Linked DNA regions of Mus musculus: region 1 is linked to region 2. A link is a loop called in an ENCODE intact Hi-C map of the cell type or tissue named here. Cell type or tissue: heart. All regions are shown on one strand.

Region 1 (8,000 bases), 180 kb before region 2:
ATTGTCCCACATGATTGTAAAATAATTCTAAAATGACATCTTCTGAGTAATAATGATAGGTTTGGATCTCAAGTCCTCCCTCCCGTTTCTTTCACTCTCCTCATAGAGAAGTTGGTTTGTGTTGATTCTGAGGTGTTTGGGATTTGCCATCAACAGCTAAGAGTATGTATTAAAATGACAATTGAAATATGAAAAATATATTTTCTATAGATCACATCTTAATACATACTGGAAAGAACAAACAAGGGGCCCATTTATGAAATGCTGGGGTAACACAAGACATCTTTCTCCTAGAACACTTTAGGAGTTAAGGATACAGTAATATGCAGAATCTTAGACTAGCATATGCTGGGACACAGAAAAAGCAAGCAAGCAAGCAAACAAACAAACAAACAAACAAACATTCACTCAGAGTGTGCATGCCAAATTATTTTAGCCAGTTTCAAAGACATTTGTAGTGAAGTTTATTCTCAAAAGGAGATTTCATAGAACAATGCTGACATGCTTGTTTGATAGGCAAGAAAATCGAATGATATCACAGACCACTCAATTGGTTACTTGGTAAGATTCATTGAGAAGCAAAACTGTTGAGTTTGAGTTGTAAGTGAGGCAAGTGGTAAGTGATTCGGAGCTTATGGTGATAGGGAAATGCTTGTAGTTGCTAGAACAGAATAAAAACTTGCCGATACAGCTGATACTGTGAACAGAGACACAGGTGTGCTGAGCTCAAGTATTGCTATTGCCATTTTGGAGTCTTCATAGGTTTTTTTTTTTCTTTCTTTTTCTTTTCCAGCCAGTTAAAGACCTAAGAGTCAAGAAAAGTCTCTAGTACAGAAGGTCGCGGTGGGGGAAATCTGAGACAAAGTAGTCAGAATCACCCAAGAAGAAAGCTTTTTACTATTGGTGAGGAAAGAGGAAACCAGAGAGAGAGAGAGAGAGAGAGAGAGAGAGAGAGAGAGAGAGAGAGAGGCAGAGAGAGAGAGAGAGAGGCAGAGTGAGAGAGAGAGAGAGAGAGAGAGAGACAGAGAAAGAGAGAGGCACACAGAGTAAAAGACTCTCTGCAAACACAATGAAGGGATCTGGAAGCCAAGACCCAATCTTTCCTCAAGGACCAGGGCTTTAAGAGTCTTTGAGAGGATCGAGTCTTTGAGGGGGTTGAGTCTTTGAGGGGTTGTTTTCTCCCAGCTTAGGCTTCGTCAATTTGACAAAGGCAGAAAGGCCAACTGATACACAATAAGCAAGTTCAAGGTCTGGCCTTGAACTCCAGCAGGCCTTTGTCTTAAGTCAGGAAGATGAAGAAGCCAGCCATCTTAGAAACCCATAATCTTTATTATCTAGTCATGGCTCCTCTCCAGATCTGTCTGCCTGTCAGGGAATCTCTCCAACCCTCGCCCTTCAGTATTGCCTAGGAACAGTTAGTGCTGAGGACTCACTCTGTGAATAGTGTTTGGTTTGTTCATATCAATGTTGTGTGGTCCTTTCCACTACAATTAACGCTTAGATGTATAAATGTAAACCACAAAGCCGGCTACTTTGTCTGTTTGGTTCTTCATTGTACTCCAGGCGTTTTTAAAAGAATGTGCCACAGAAAAGATGCACAATAAAAGCCCTTTGGAGTGAATTCACACTGCATTTGTGCTTTCTTTGTAATTTAGGGGAGTTTTTTTTTTATTGTTTTATGACTTTGGGAGAACTTTATGTCGAAGAATGTCCAGCATGCTTTTATGTTGTATCTACTTAAATGGGATGCAGAGAAGTGAACAAGATTCCAGCCGTGTTAGTTTTCATTGATGTACACCCTGCCCTGGTTTACCCAATGTTGTAATGGCTTAGATGTGGTCCTGATGCAAGGTCACAGTGAGGTGTCTGCTACAGAAGAGGAAGATAGAGAAGATAAGAAAAAAGGGCAAAAATGAGAGAGTTTGGAACTGAGGTCAAGATGATGAACTTCAGGTGGCTCTGACAACAGTGAGTTGAAACTGGTCCTTGAAACCCTGTGCACCTTGAATTGTCAACACAAACTTATTAGGGAAGAAAGGCCTTGAGGGCCTGGAAAGATGATGTAAGCGAGGTTGTTCTGCAAGCCTAAGAATCTGAGTTCAAATCTTCAGAACTCGAGAAGTTAGGTGTGGCCCTGTGCATGCTTTTAATCTCAGGTGCCGTTGAGGCTGGAGGGAGACAGGAGGATTGCTGGGACTTGCTGCCTACCAGCAAGGCTCCAAGTTTAGTGAGAGACCCTGTCTCATGGGTAGAAAAGAGAGATAGAGCAGGGCACTCAACATTCTAAATCATCTTAGATCAGGATGGCCCTGAATCTATGGAGTGCTGTCTTTCTGAGAATGGAAAAGAAGACAACACAGCGCCTCAGCGGGGAAGGCCATGTGTAGAAGGAATAGACTGGAGGACTGCATTCACGAGCCAAGAAACCCAAGACTGAGGGCAGTGTCTTGAAGCGAATCCCCTTGAGAGTCTCCAGAAGGAGTCGGGCATGCTGATGCTTTGATTTCAGTGTCTGGCCTCCAGCTTTGCCAGAGGAGACATATCTGTTGGTTTCAAGCCCTTAGTCTGTGGCTGGATTTCACAACCATAGGAAATAAATGCAGATAAACAGCAGGCTGCTTCAGACCCCCAAGAGAGTGACCTTCACTTGTGGATAGATGCTCTCTCTCTCTCTCTCTCTCTCCCTCTCTCTCTCTCTCTCTCTCTCTCTCTCTCTCTCCCTCCTGCTCACCCCCCTCGTCCTCCTCCTTCTTTGAGTGTGTGTGTGTGTGTGTGTATCTGTGTCTGTGTCCTAAATGGACTAACATCCTAGAAAATAAAGTCAACACAAAGACGCTAGAAAGCCACAGTATACCAATGGTGTCAGATCTCACAAAATACATTCCAAACACTAGGCCTTGTTTCTTCTCTCCAGGTCATTGGTCACCACCACATGCCTGCCCTCTTTCCCACTGAACACACATGCAGCATGTGTTCGTGTGCTGTACAGGGTCTGCTTACAGTGCCTTCTAAAAGTGCCAATGAGCTGACGCCTTAAGGAAGTTTCTCCAAATTGTTGCAAACACTCGAAGCCAATGCTAGATTGAGTACTAGTCACTCACTGGCTGACAGGATCCTCTGTCCCTAGCCTTGCTCGTGGCCAAGGTCCATGTACTGTCCCACAGTTGTGGGTACTCTTCTGTGAAGAAGGGGCACTTTTTAATGCAGCTGCCCAGAAGTTAACGATGGAAAGGAATGTATTTTCTCCTAAAATATAATTTAAAAAATCTCAATTTAAAAATATGTCCAAATATGCACAGAATACGTAAAATACCAAATAGTCACTCGGTAAGGGTAGTGTTTGTGGAGGTTTATTCCTGGTGGAAGATTCGTAAATCAGTTCAGCATGGACTCTCACAGTCTCCTCTTGAGAGACCTATGCATTCTTCCCCTGTCACAATGGTTAGAAAAGGTTCTTTATATTCCTCATCCCAACTTAAGCCTTGGGTTGAGAAACACTAGCGTTTTCATGTGTTTAAGTCCGAGTGGCCTCTGAAGGGTGGAGTGGCATATTACTTTTCATTTCAGCCATTCAAAAGAATTAGTTTTGCAGAAGAGCATTTGTTCTTGCAATAAACTGAACTAGACCTACTTATGCACTTGAGAGAAAAAAAAAAAGATCGAAAGAATGCAGAAGAGCCAGGAATCTGTCAGCTCAATAATAGTGGTTGACCAAGTTCTGGCATTGAATTTGGAGTTTTGTGAAGGGCTCATGGACTTTGGGACCAGAGCTGAGTCTTATAAGAAGCAAGTCTGGCATGCAAAAGCTCTCAGCCTGGTGGTGGCGCCGTGTGCTCTGTGTCTAGGTCCAGGGGCTTTCAGCTCTGAGCTTCAATCACCACTTGGGTTGGTTTCAGAGGTCACAGTGCTTGCTTTTCTTCCAGGGTAAATGCAAACTGTCTTACAACGAGCCAGTCCTCTGTAGAGGACCAGCATCCTGCAGGCTTCTTAAGGAAACTTCTTTAAGTTGAGAGTTCATTGATTTAAAATGGTAAACTAGGTTTTCAGTGGATTGGTAAGGTTGCTACTTGGCCAGCATTCGTGTCTCAGCCATGGGTAAGATGGGACTTTGCTGTGATATTTTCATGTTTTGTTCATATACACTGAGGCCCTGTGTGGTAGACATGAAAGACTTGGGAGGTATGTCTACATAGGCTCAGATCCTATGTTCTATCACTTCCCAGCAGTAATGACCTTAGGAAAGAGATTTTCTGCACAATATGGAGGTCCCTTTTCCAAAATTCTTGAGATCAGAAGTTATTCAGGATTTTTTTTTGGGGGGGGGGCGGAATACTGGGATGTTTGAACAGGGTTTACTGGTTAAATTTGCTATCTCAAAAATTTTTTTTGTTTGTTTAATTAAAGTCTAAAATTCTCCCAAATCCAGAAGTTTCTGGCACCAGATGTTGGACTTTGTGTGCAGGAGTGCTCCATGTGTGCCTGACTCTCTTCCCCTTCAGCTAACTAAAGCATCTGAAGAGAGGGTGCATGGGGCCAAGGGAATAATGTGACTTGCACATGTCACAGGACCTAGGTCTCGGAAGGCTCAAGCCTCGATGTCTGCTAAGTTCCACTCGTGGATCCTCGCATGCTGAGATCTCACTTCTGTTTTAGATTCAGTTAAGACTTGTTTCAATTGTAAGTACCGGGGGTCCTGAATATTAAACAACTCAAGCAAGGTAGCGGTTTCTTTCTAGGAGAAGGATGACGCAGTATAGCAAAGATCATCTTTTGCTCCTGAGTCTTCGATGACTTGGGCAAGTCTTGAAGCTTTCTTATTTCAAGTTCCTCAGGTTCTCTCACATCTGCCCTAGCTCCAACCAGAAGAAGAGTCAGCATGTCCCTGTTCTTGTTAGCAAGGATAAAGAAACGATAAAGGAAAAAAGGTAAGCAAAGCTTTCCCCAACACATTAAAGTACTCTCATGCTCTCCTTGCTAGCTAAGACGGGGGCACGGCGCTACTTGTAGCTGCAGGATGGGCTGGTGTGTGCTCAGCTGACAGCTGAGGTCTGGGTTCCTGTGGAAGATGAGGGTGTGATGTCCAGCCACAGACCCTGTTACTTGTGTCTAGTTACTATTGTCTGTATAGATGTTTTCCACTCTGTGGCCATACCTAGTGGACGTCCTCCTGAGCAGAATCTCCTGGGGGAAGCCTGCAGTGCTTCCTCACTGCCACTGTGGGAGACTGGCCTGAAAGTCAGTTTCCATGTCCTTTATTCCTCTCCCCTCTCACGCATTCGTGTTTTGGGTTCTCTTATACCCCCTTCCCCCTCAATAAGTCTGCAAAATGACATGGACATATGTCGTTTTGCTTTACCCAGGGTCTTTAAAAATTGATTAATTAAAACTTTTAATTAATTATTAATACAATATAAGTCAGAGCCAAGAAATCAAAATGATAAAAGAAATATTTATTGAAAACACTTCTTTCTTTGGGGTCCTTGTGGCCAGATGTACCTATAGGACTTCAGTTATCTATCTTTAATTTCCTTTGCTTTGGGTTTCTGTCATGGCAGCAGCCAGAAATCTGAAAAAATACACACATTTCATTCAAAATGTACAAGAAGCCGGGCTCTAGATCTAGAAATATCACAATGTAACTGACATGGCGTCTCATTTGCCATTGCTATGATGAAGGCTTTCTCAAGGCTGGCTACCTGGGAATTGTCAAGCTTTTCATCAGAATAGAAGGCAAAGCATTAAAAAACAAAACAAAACAAAACAAACTACTGTGCATATAAAAATATATACAATTGATTATTGGCAAATAGCTACAGGCAGGAAAATGCTGTTATATACAGTTGGCATCCAGTATAGATTATGTTTCCACATTTAAATGGGCTCTCAAAGGTAATAACGTATGGCTCACTGTTACTCCAGAGTTGATCAGGATGCCAAGTGCATTTTAAAAACTATTCCCAGAGTGAGCCGGCAGTTGATTACAGCACAGGATGGGGTTGTCTTACTAGCTGATTTGCTAGTAATCAGGAGTTGAGGTTCAAAGGAAAGTGTCGGTTAAGAAAATAATTGTGTTCTAAAAACTTCATCCTGTTTTGAACTTAAGCACACATCCATGGAGATGGTGGAAATACTCTGACAGCTGTTGGTATTGAAAATGACTTCTAAAAGGGTTAGGCTTGATTCATAAGTGCCTCTGCCCTGTCTTTGTCCACATCTCAGTGCATGCTTTGCTCACCTCTCCTCCTTTTCTCTTCTTGCTTTATTCCTCCCAAGTTCCCTTTCAGAATCTCTCGGTTGGAACCTAGGGTAGAGCCAAATGCTGGTATACATCCTAAGCACATCGTATAGGTTCTGAATTGGTTCTGAATTGGGTGTCTCTAGTTCTGGACAACTGGTTCATGTTGTGGGTGCATGTGAGGCAAGCGGACATCCGTGCTCCGTCAGCTCCTCAGTCAGCTCCTAGGACCATTGTGTGGCCACCTGAGAGTATCAGCAATGGTCTTGGCAGGTGCTAGGATCTAGTGGATGGAAAGAACTCTGTGCTTAGGAGCTGGAGTCTTGTCCTCAGCTCTGTGTGGTCTTGGGCAGATCCTGTATGTTCTCTGACATCTTTTCCCTCATCTATTAAGTGGCAAACTTGGACTATGCAATGGCTAATTCCTTTCCATTTCCAATGTTCATGATTCAGAAGACTCAATTTGTTCCAAGGCACATACAATCCCACTTAATGAAGGCTGGATTACGATAGAATTCCTCTCCACACTTGTAAAAGGAAAAAAAAAAGATACTTTGTTTGGAGTTGGAGGAACAGAATGGGTACTGCCTTTGGTGAAATTCCAGCTTTGGGAGTTTACTAAACATTAGCGGAGGCATGTGATGAGTAGAGATCTCAAGTCTGACCTTTCATCTTAAATAAGATGTGATCAGTCCCAAGATTTACGCATCTTGAAAACATCAGACAGCTGCGGAGTCCAGTGAGATTCACTTGAAATCAGTGAACTCCACGGCAGGAACAATCCCACAACTCTGTTGTTAAGTGAGAGTTGGTATGCCGACTAGATAGGTTTCTGCCCCAAATGTCACTTCAGCCACCCATTGCCAGGCACCATAATGACCCCTGGCCTCCTTACTCATTGAATGGATGCTTATAACCAGAAACCCTTGGACAAAGCCACAGCATTTGTGACTACATTTAGTAACTGGAGAGAAAAGAGAAAGGTAAATGAGGTCTTTTACTTAATGAAATGTTGCTATTAAAAATTAAACCCATAATGTCCAGATATACAACTTATATAATGAGAGCTTCAGCCTCATATATAGGGGCTCCAGTTGGAGTTGTTTGTCTGGGATATGTTAGTAATTCGCTAGCTGTAGTGGGTACAGTAGTTTAAAAGGTAACCCACTTGTGTTATTCTCTAAAAGAAATTACAACAAATTCCACACAACCATTTAATATCTTCTTTTGTTTGAATCTCAGAGATTTAAAGAGGCCAGAGGATGATGTACAAGTTGCAACTAAAACGCCAGGATCAAGTCCCTGGGGCTGAAACACTGAGTTTGGTGTGTAAAGTTATCTGGACTGGAAGGATCAAATGTTGCAACAATGGATTATGAGAGTCAGTTTGGCTGGGTTTGGGGCCAACCGAAAGCAGAGTTGCTGGGCATGCCTGTGAGGGATTTTCTTGATCAGATTAACTGGGGTTGGAAGAACTAGGCACCAGCCTTGCCTGCCTGGACTACTGAAGTACAGCAAGGACCCTGAGCAGGAGTAAGCCCACCTCTGTTAGTTCACGTCTCTCTGCTCCTGATTGTGAGTGTCATGTGACCAGCTGCTTCAAGTTCTTGTACCCTTGGCTTCTCAGCAGTGACGAGCAGGCTGGAACAGGGAACTGTAAGGTAAAATGAACCCCTCCCTTGCATGGCTTTCGTCAGGGTATCTTAGCACAGCAACAGAATCAAAACCACAGCATGATGAATGAAAAGAACATCTGTGAAAAAAT
Region 2 (8,000 bases):
TCCACTATTTTTGGAAATTTAGTTTGTTCCCCCAAACCAAAGAAATATATCATTAAATTATTCATTTAAGATCTCTCAAATTTCTTGATGTAGGCATTTGGCACTAAAATTTTTTCCTCATAGGACTACCTTCATTGGTTTTGGCTTGCTGGACTTTCATTCAATTCTAGAAATTTTCAAATTTCTACCTTGATTTCTTCAGTGACCCAGTTATCATTTGACAGTGTGTTACTAGTTTCCTTGGCTTTATGTACTTTTAAACTTTTTAACCCTGTTGATATCTAGTTGATATTTATTCTAATGTAGTCACAAAGAATAAAGGTTAGTATTTCGATTTTCAAATATTTGTTGAGTTTTTCTTTGTGTTCTAAAATATGGTCAGTTTTGGAAAATGTTACATTGCCTACTGAGAAGAATGTACATGCTTTAAATTATTTGGTGTAAATGTCTGTTTGACACACTTGGTTTATGATGTCATTTTATTACAGTATTTCTCTGTTTAGGTTTTGTTCAAATGATCTACCTAGTGGTGAGAACGGAGTATAGAAATCACCCCTTTTTCATGTTGTGATTAATCTATCTGTTAACATCTAGTAGTATATTTTTAATGAAATTGGATACTGTTATGTTTAAATGATAGAATTGTAATATTCTTTCAGTGTATTTTGCCTTTGACGAATACATAGTGGCCCTCCCTATCTCTTTTGACAAGTTTTGCTTTGAAGACTATTGTACTGCTGGTTTTGTGTGTCAACTTGGCACAAGCTGGAGTTATCACAGAGAAAGGAGTCTCCCTTGAGGAAATGTCTCCATGAGATCCAGCTGTGGGGCATTTTCTCAATTAGTGATCAAGGAGGGAGGGCCCATTGTGGGTGGTACCATTCCTAGGCTGGTAGTCTTGGGTTCTATATGAAAGCAAGTTGAGCAAGCCAGGAGAAGCAACATCCCTCCATGGCTTCTGCATCAGCTCCTGCTTTCTGACCTGCTTGAGTTCCAGTCCTGACTTCCTTTGGTGGTGAACAGCAATGTAGAAGTGTGAGCTGAATAAACTCTTTCCTCCCTAACTTGCTTCTTGATCATGATGTTTTGTGCAGGAATAGAGACCCTGACTAAGACAACTATCTTGTCAGAAACAAGAATTGCTACACCTGCTGTTTTCCCAGATTCGTGTGCTTGGAATAATCTGTTTACACCTATTTACCCTTTTATCTATCACTGATGACAAGGCGCACTTCTTGGAGGCAGTAAAAACAAAATCATGTTTTCAGATTCAATCTGCAAATCTGTGTTATCTTATGTCAGAAATGAGACAATCAATACTCAAAGCTATTGAACAATAAGTCATAATTCCTGTTATGTACTGGTTCTATGATTCCCTGTGACCTACTCAGATAGAATCCTTCTTTCCCATATGTTCTGGCTTGGGGAGGTCATAAATTTCTTGTATCTGTTTTTGTCAAGAGAAGCTTATATTTCTCCATCAGTTTTAATGCATACTTTAGCTGTTATCTTTGAGAAGCTGGAAGATAGCTCTCCAGCCCTTTGGGCTTTGAAACTTTCTATTGATTATTGAGTGATTATCTCACAAGACTGACTTTATAAATACTTGAACTTTGTTCTTTTCAGCTTTCTCTGCTATGTTTTAATGTTCTAATTATAATATGCCATGAGGAGTTTTGTTCCTAGTCCTGCCTATTCACCACTCTCTAGGTGTTTCATGCTTAAATGGCATCTCTTTTTTAATGGAAATATCTCTTCCATGTCTTCTATGTCTATATCTTGGTATGTCTTCTTCTATTAAAATATTCTGAAGGTTATGTCTTTTTCCTGCTGTCCCAAGGTTTTCCCACTTTCTGATCATGTAATTTATAAATTTATCATTGACCTTTGCTGAGTGAACCAATTCCCCTACCTTTCTTTCTGATGTTTCTATTCCATATGATCCATTCTATTGGTGAGGCTTTCCACTGAGGTTTATAATTGACTTACTGAGTTTTTACTTTCCAAATATCACTTCAGTCTATCTTTTCTTCTGTAATTTAAGACTTTATTAGATTCCAATTACAGATTACGTGTCCACTTCTTGGTTCCATTCATCTCTTTGCTTTTGTTCTGTTGTAATATATTCATGTCTTTTTTGAGTTGTTAACCTAGAGTCATAGTCATTATCTTGAATTCTTTGGAAGTTCTTCAAGGTTCTTCTTTTATTATCTATTCATTCATTCATTCATTCATTCATTCATTCATTTTTATAGCCTGACCACACTTTCTTCTAGGAAGTTCTTCAAGGCAGTTCCCTTCCTTCCTTCCTTCCTTCCTTCCTTCCTTCCTTCCTTCCTTCCTTAATTTCTCTATCTATCTACTTATTGTAACAGCTCAACTGCAATTTCTCCTCCCTTCTTTTGCCCAGTCCCTTCCTTCCATCCACAACTCTTCCTCAGTTTCTCTTTAGGAAAGGACAGGCCTCCCACAGTTATTAACCAGCCATATCAAGTTGCAGTAAGACTAGGCACCTCCTTTCCTACACAAGGCAACCCAGTAGGAAGAAAAGGTCCCAAAGGCTGGCTGGCAACAGAATCAGACACAGCCACTGGTTCCACTTATAGGGGTCCCCCAAGAAGACTAACCTACATACACAACTGTAACATATGTAGAGGGAGACCAGGTCAATCCCATGCATGCTCCCTGGTTAGTGTTTCAGGTTCATTGAGCCCTTACGGGCCCAGGTTAATTGATTCTGTGGGTTTTCTTTGGTGTCCTTAATACCATTGACTCCTACAATCCTTCCCCCTGTTCTGAGGGATTCCTAAAACTCCACCTAACATTTGGCTGTGGGTCTTTGCATCTATTTCCATCAATTGCTGGATAAAGCCTCTCATAAAAATTGAACTAGGAATATATACAAAGAGCTCAAGAAGCTGAATTCCAAAAATTCAAATAACCCCATTAAAATAGGGTACAGAGCTAAACAAAGAATTCTCAACTGAGGAATACTGAAGGGCTGAGAAGCACTTGAAAAAATGTTCAACATCCTTAATCATCAGGGAAATGCAAATCAAAACAACTCTGAGATTCCACCTCACACCAGTCAGAATGGCTAGGATCAAAAATTCAGGCGACAGCAGATGCTGGTGAGGATGTGGAGAAAGAGGAACACTCCTCTATTGCTGGTGGGATTGCAAGTTGGAAAAACCACTCTGGAAATCAGTCTGGCAGTTCCTCAGAAAACTGGACTTATTACTACTGGTAGATCCAGCAATACCTCTCATGGGCATATACTCAGATGTTCCAACTTGCAATAAGGACACATGCACCACTATGTTCATAGCAGTTTTATTTATAATAGCCAGAGGCTGGAAAGATGTCCCTCAACAGAGGAATGGATACAGAAAATGTGATACATTTACACAATGGAGAACTACTCAGCTATTAAAAACAATGAATTTATGAAATTCGTGGGTACATGGATGTATCTGGAGGATATCATCCTTAGTGAGGTAACCCAATCACAAAAGAAGTCACTTGATATGCACTCACTGATAAGTGGATATTAGCCCAGAAACCTAGAATACCCAAGATACAACTTCCAAAACACAAGAAAATCAAGAAGGAAGACCAACGCATGGATACTTCATTCCTCCCTAGAATAGGGAATAAAATATCCATGGAAGGAGTTGTAGAGGCAAAGTTTGGAGCTAAGATGAAAGGATGGACCATCCAGAGACTGCCCCACCCGGGGGTGCATCCCATAACGCCACCAAACACAGACACCATTGCATATGTCAGCAAGATTTTGCTGACAGGACCCTGATAGAGTTGTCTCCTGTGAGGCTTTGCCAGAGCCTGGCAAATACAGAAGTGGATGCTCACAGTCATCTATAGAATGGAACACAGGGCCCCCAATGGAGGAGCTAGAGGAAGTACCTAAGAGCTGAAAGGGTTTGCAACCCTATAGGTGGAACAACAATATGAACTAATCAGTACGCCCAGACCTCGTGTCTCTAGCTACATATGTAGCAGAAGATGGCCTTAGTAGGCTGCCAGGGCCAAGAAGTTGGAGTGAGTGGGTAGGGGAGCAGGGCAGAGGGAGAGTATAGGGGACTTTTGGGATAGCATTTGAAATGTAAATGAAGAAAATATCTAATTAAAAAAAAGAATGAAACAAAACAAAACAATTGGACTAGGCTCCAATCTATGAGTATAGCAGAATAAATATCATTAGTAATAATTTCATTTCATTGACTTTAGGGTTTGGTTTTGTTGTTGTTGTTTTGTTTGTTTTGTTTGTTTGCTTGTTTGTTTCCACTTGTGTTTGGTTCTATCCTAGGTCTCTGGGTTATCCAGCTTCTTGTTCCTGGCCCTCCAGGCAGTGTCAGGGCTGGGCTCCCTCTAGTGGCTTGAGTCTCAAGGTGGACCAGTCATTCATTGGTTATTCCCACAATTTCTGTGCAACCTTTTATCCCAACACATCTTGTAGGTAGAACACATTGTAGGTCAAAGGTTTTGTGGGTGGGTTGGTGTCACAATCCCTCCTTTGGAAGTCTTGCCTTGTTATAGGAGATGGCTAGTTCTGGCTCTGGGTCTTCCATTGCTAGGAGTCTTTTGGTTTCATCCTCGTAGATTTCTAGGAATTTCCATTGCAATAGGTTTCTAACTCCTCTCAGAGATGCCCCCCACTCCTGACTTCAGTTGCCTCTCCCAGTACTCTTTCCCTCCATCAACCCTCCACCTGATCCCTCTTGTTCCTATCCCCCATCTACACTATGCCCCCACCCCCCCCACACACACACATCTAGCAGGGATGTCTATTCTATTTTCCCTACAAAATGAGATTTGCACATCCCTCCTTGAGCCCTCCTTGTTACTTAGCTTCTCTGGGTCTATGGGTGCATTATTATGGGGTTTGTAATTTTTGAGGAAGGCTAATGTCTTGGATGTCTATGTGGTTCTTGTTTTTGCACTGGGACTTGTGCATCTAGGGCTAGTTGTATGAGTCAAGGTGTGGATGTGGAGCTGATGGTTTGGGGACTTCTTACATGTTAGATCTCATGGTTAAGGGGACTGAAGAAGTGTAGGCTCAGGACTCAGGTTCCAGTGACCACTTACCTGTGGGGCACAAGGAGCTGTGGGGTAAAGACGATTAGGCTGAGATATTCAGGACTTGAGGACACTTTACCTGTAGGTACTAGGATAAACGAGAAAGTCTTGGACTGAGTGGAGACGTCACTTTATTTTTGAGATGGGGATCTCTTGTGAAAGTGGGGGCTCACTGATTTGGCTAGAGCCCTAAGAGCCTCCTGTCTTTCCCCCCAAGCACTGGGGTGATAGATGTGTACCATGTTGCCTGGCTGTCATATTAGTGCTGAGGGGTCAATCTCAGGTCCTCATGTTGGCACCGCATAGCAGTTACTTTTCTAAGGCTGTGATAAGACACCGTATCCAGGCAGCTTACAGAAGAAAGACTTTCATTGAGGTTCTGAGTTTCAAAGGATTGGAGCTCTCATGACAGGGAGCATGACAGGGAGCATGACAGGGAGCATGGCAGGGAGCATGGCAGGGAGCATGGCAGGGAGCATGGCAGGGAGCATGGCAGGGAGCATGGCAGGGAGCATGGCAGCAGGCAGGCAGTCGCTGAGAGCTTACATTCCGAACCACAGCACAAAGCAGAAAGCACTAACTGGAAACGGTACAGGGGTGGGGTTTGAAGCCTCAATCCCACACCCATCCTCAGTGACAAACCTTCCCCAACACCATACCTGTTATTCCTCCCCATATAGTTCCATTGTCTGGGGGTTAAGTATTCAAGTAAATAGATCTATGGATGGCATTCTCATTCAAACCACCACACACAAACACACTGAACCACCCCTCCCCCACTTATGGCTCTCTACTTTCCTAGGCACTAGCTAAAGACAAAGGAACTGTCTTTTACACTCAGAGCATCCAGCTTTCTTCCTAACATAGAGGTTATACTTTGCTGATGAGGGAACAGACTGGGATGTTTGATTCTTCTGCCCCTCATGTAAATACATGTTTCTTCTGTTCTACAGATAACCTCGACACAGGTAAGACTCCAAGTTCATTGACAGAAATACTCATTTCAGGCAAACACAGTATCATGCAAATGAATTAAAGCAGAGATGTAGAGTTTGGAAGCAGCTTCAGGACAGGTGCTCCATGACGATCACCAGGAAAGGGTGAAGGGATCTAAAGTGTGTTTGTGTATTGATATCTCGATGCAAGATGACTTCCATTGAAAGTAGTCTGAACAGGGTGGGGAGAAAGAGGCCAGCATGAGTGTGATAAGTGGTGCTCCCCATTTATAACTAAATTTGGACATGTTTGCATAAAAGCAAGAGTGATATGAACTTGGCTAAAGTGTCTTCAGCTGGGCAGACATGGGGAAGTAGAAGAAGGCTTCACTCAAACAGGATGAAAGAAAGAGGATCAGATGTGGTCATAGAAATGTTTGGAAGGTATGAGAGCTTAACACAAAGGTACTGCTCGATAATTTATTTTCATTCTGCGAGGTCAGTAGATTTCAATGTCGTTAATCTAAGGGTCATTCTGCATACTTCACAATATTTGAGACACCCAAAGACATGTTTATATTGGATCTGACTACTGATAATAAATGCTAAAAAATTGTATCTGACATACTGAAATAAGCTAACCAAGAAGAGTGGACTGTTTTATATTTTCCTCTTTGATGTTTAGCTTAATAGATATCTGCTAGATTTTCATATATGATTCTCATGTCTATTTCAACATTGCATACCATACCATGTAGCCTCTAGGAAACCCTACTTATATGCATAAGAAAAAGAATAAATAATTGAAGTGGTATTTAATAATTACTTATGAAAGTAAGTTTGATTGTGGTTATAGTCCTAGAAGAGTCTTGTGGGTGGGGTCAGCACTGTTTACTATCACAGCAACAGTGACTTCTTTTCTTTTTTTTAAAAAAATTTTTTATTATGTATTTTCCTCAATTACATTTCCAAAGCTAGTCCAAAAGTCCCCCATGCCCTTTCCCCACTCCCCTACCCACCCATTCCCACTTTTTGTCCCTGGCGTTCCCCTGTACTGGGGCATATAAAGTTTGCAAGTCCAATGGGCCTCTCTTTTCAGTGATGGATGACTAGGCCATCTTTTGATACATATGCAGCTAGAGTCAAGAGCTCAGAGATACTGGTTAGTTCATAATGTTGTTCACCTATAGGGTTGCAGATCCCTTTAGCTCCTTGGGTACTTTCTCTAGCTCCTCCATTGGGGGCCCTGTGATCCATCCAATAGCTGACTGTGAGCATCCACCTATGTGTTTGCTAGGCCCCGGACTAGTCTCACAAAAGACAGCTATATCAGGGTCCTTGCAGCAAACAATTGCTAGTTCATGCAATGGTGTCATCATTTGGAGGCTCATTATGGGATGGATCCCTGGATATGACAGTCTCTAGATGGTCCATCCTTTTGTCTCAGCTCCAAACTTTGTCTCTCTAACTCTTTCCATGGGCGATTGTTTCAAATTCTAAGAAGGGGCAAAGTGTGCACACTTTGGTCTTTGTTCTTCTTCAGTTTCATGTGTTTTGCAAATTGTATCTTATATCTCGGGTATACTAAGTTTCTGGGCTAATATCCACTTATCAGTGAGTATATATCATTTGAGTTCTTTTGTGATTGTGTTACCTCACTCAGGATGATGCCCTCCAGGTCCAACCATTTGCTTAGGAATTTCATAAATTCATTCCTTCTAATAGCTGAGTAGTACTCCATTGTGTAAATGTACCACATTTTTTGTATCCATTCCTCTGTTGAGGGACATCTAGGTTCTTTCCAGCTTCTGGCTATTATAAATAAGGCTGCTATAAACATAGTGGAGCATGTGTCCTTCTTACCAGTTGGAACATCTTCTGGATATATGCCCAGGAGAGGTATTGCAGGATCCTCTGGTAGTACTATGTCCAATTTTCTGAGGAACTGCCAGACTGATTTCCAGAGTG

The links. Peaks named below come from ENCODE experiments on the same cell type or tissue, not always from the same donor. Only the 100,000 strongest peaks of a DNase experiment are listed, where the experiment ranks them.
Region 1: a loop joins it to region 2, with 8 times the contacts of the local background. A loop is called at or near these places in 4 of 42 quality-filtered maps.

What each region holds. Positions count from the first base shown.
Region 1 is chr3:83,597,494-83,605,493 of GRCm38, reverse strand. It overlaps Gm40076 (a long non-coding RNA gene), which reads left to right and starts at 4,407. Exons shown (of 3, transcript XR_867381.1): 1 at 4,407-4,925; 2 at 7,478-7,896. In heart, a CTCF peak has its summit at 3,819; no DNase peak of the experiment used is centred here.
Region 2 is chr3:83,413,135-83,421,134 of GRCm38, reverse strand. No RefSeq gene overlaps it. Among named protein-coding and RNA genes, the nearest start is that of 1700028M03Rik, 160 kb to the left of the region's middle. In heart, a CTCF peak has its summit at 4,388 (motif pointing left); no DNase peak of the experiment used is centred here.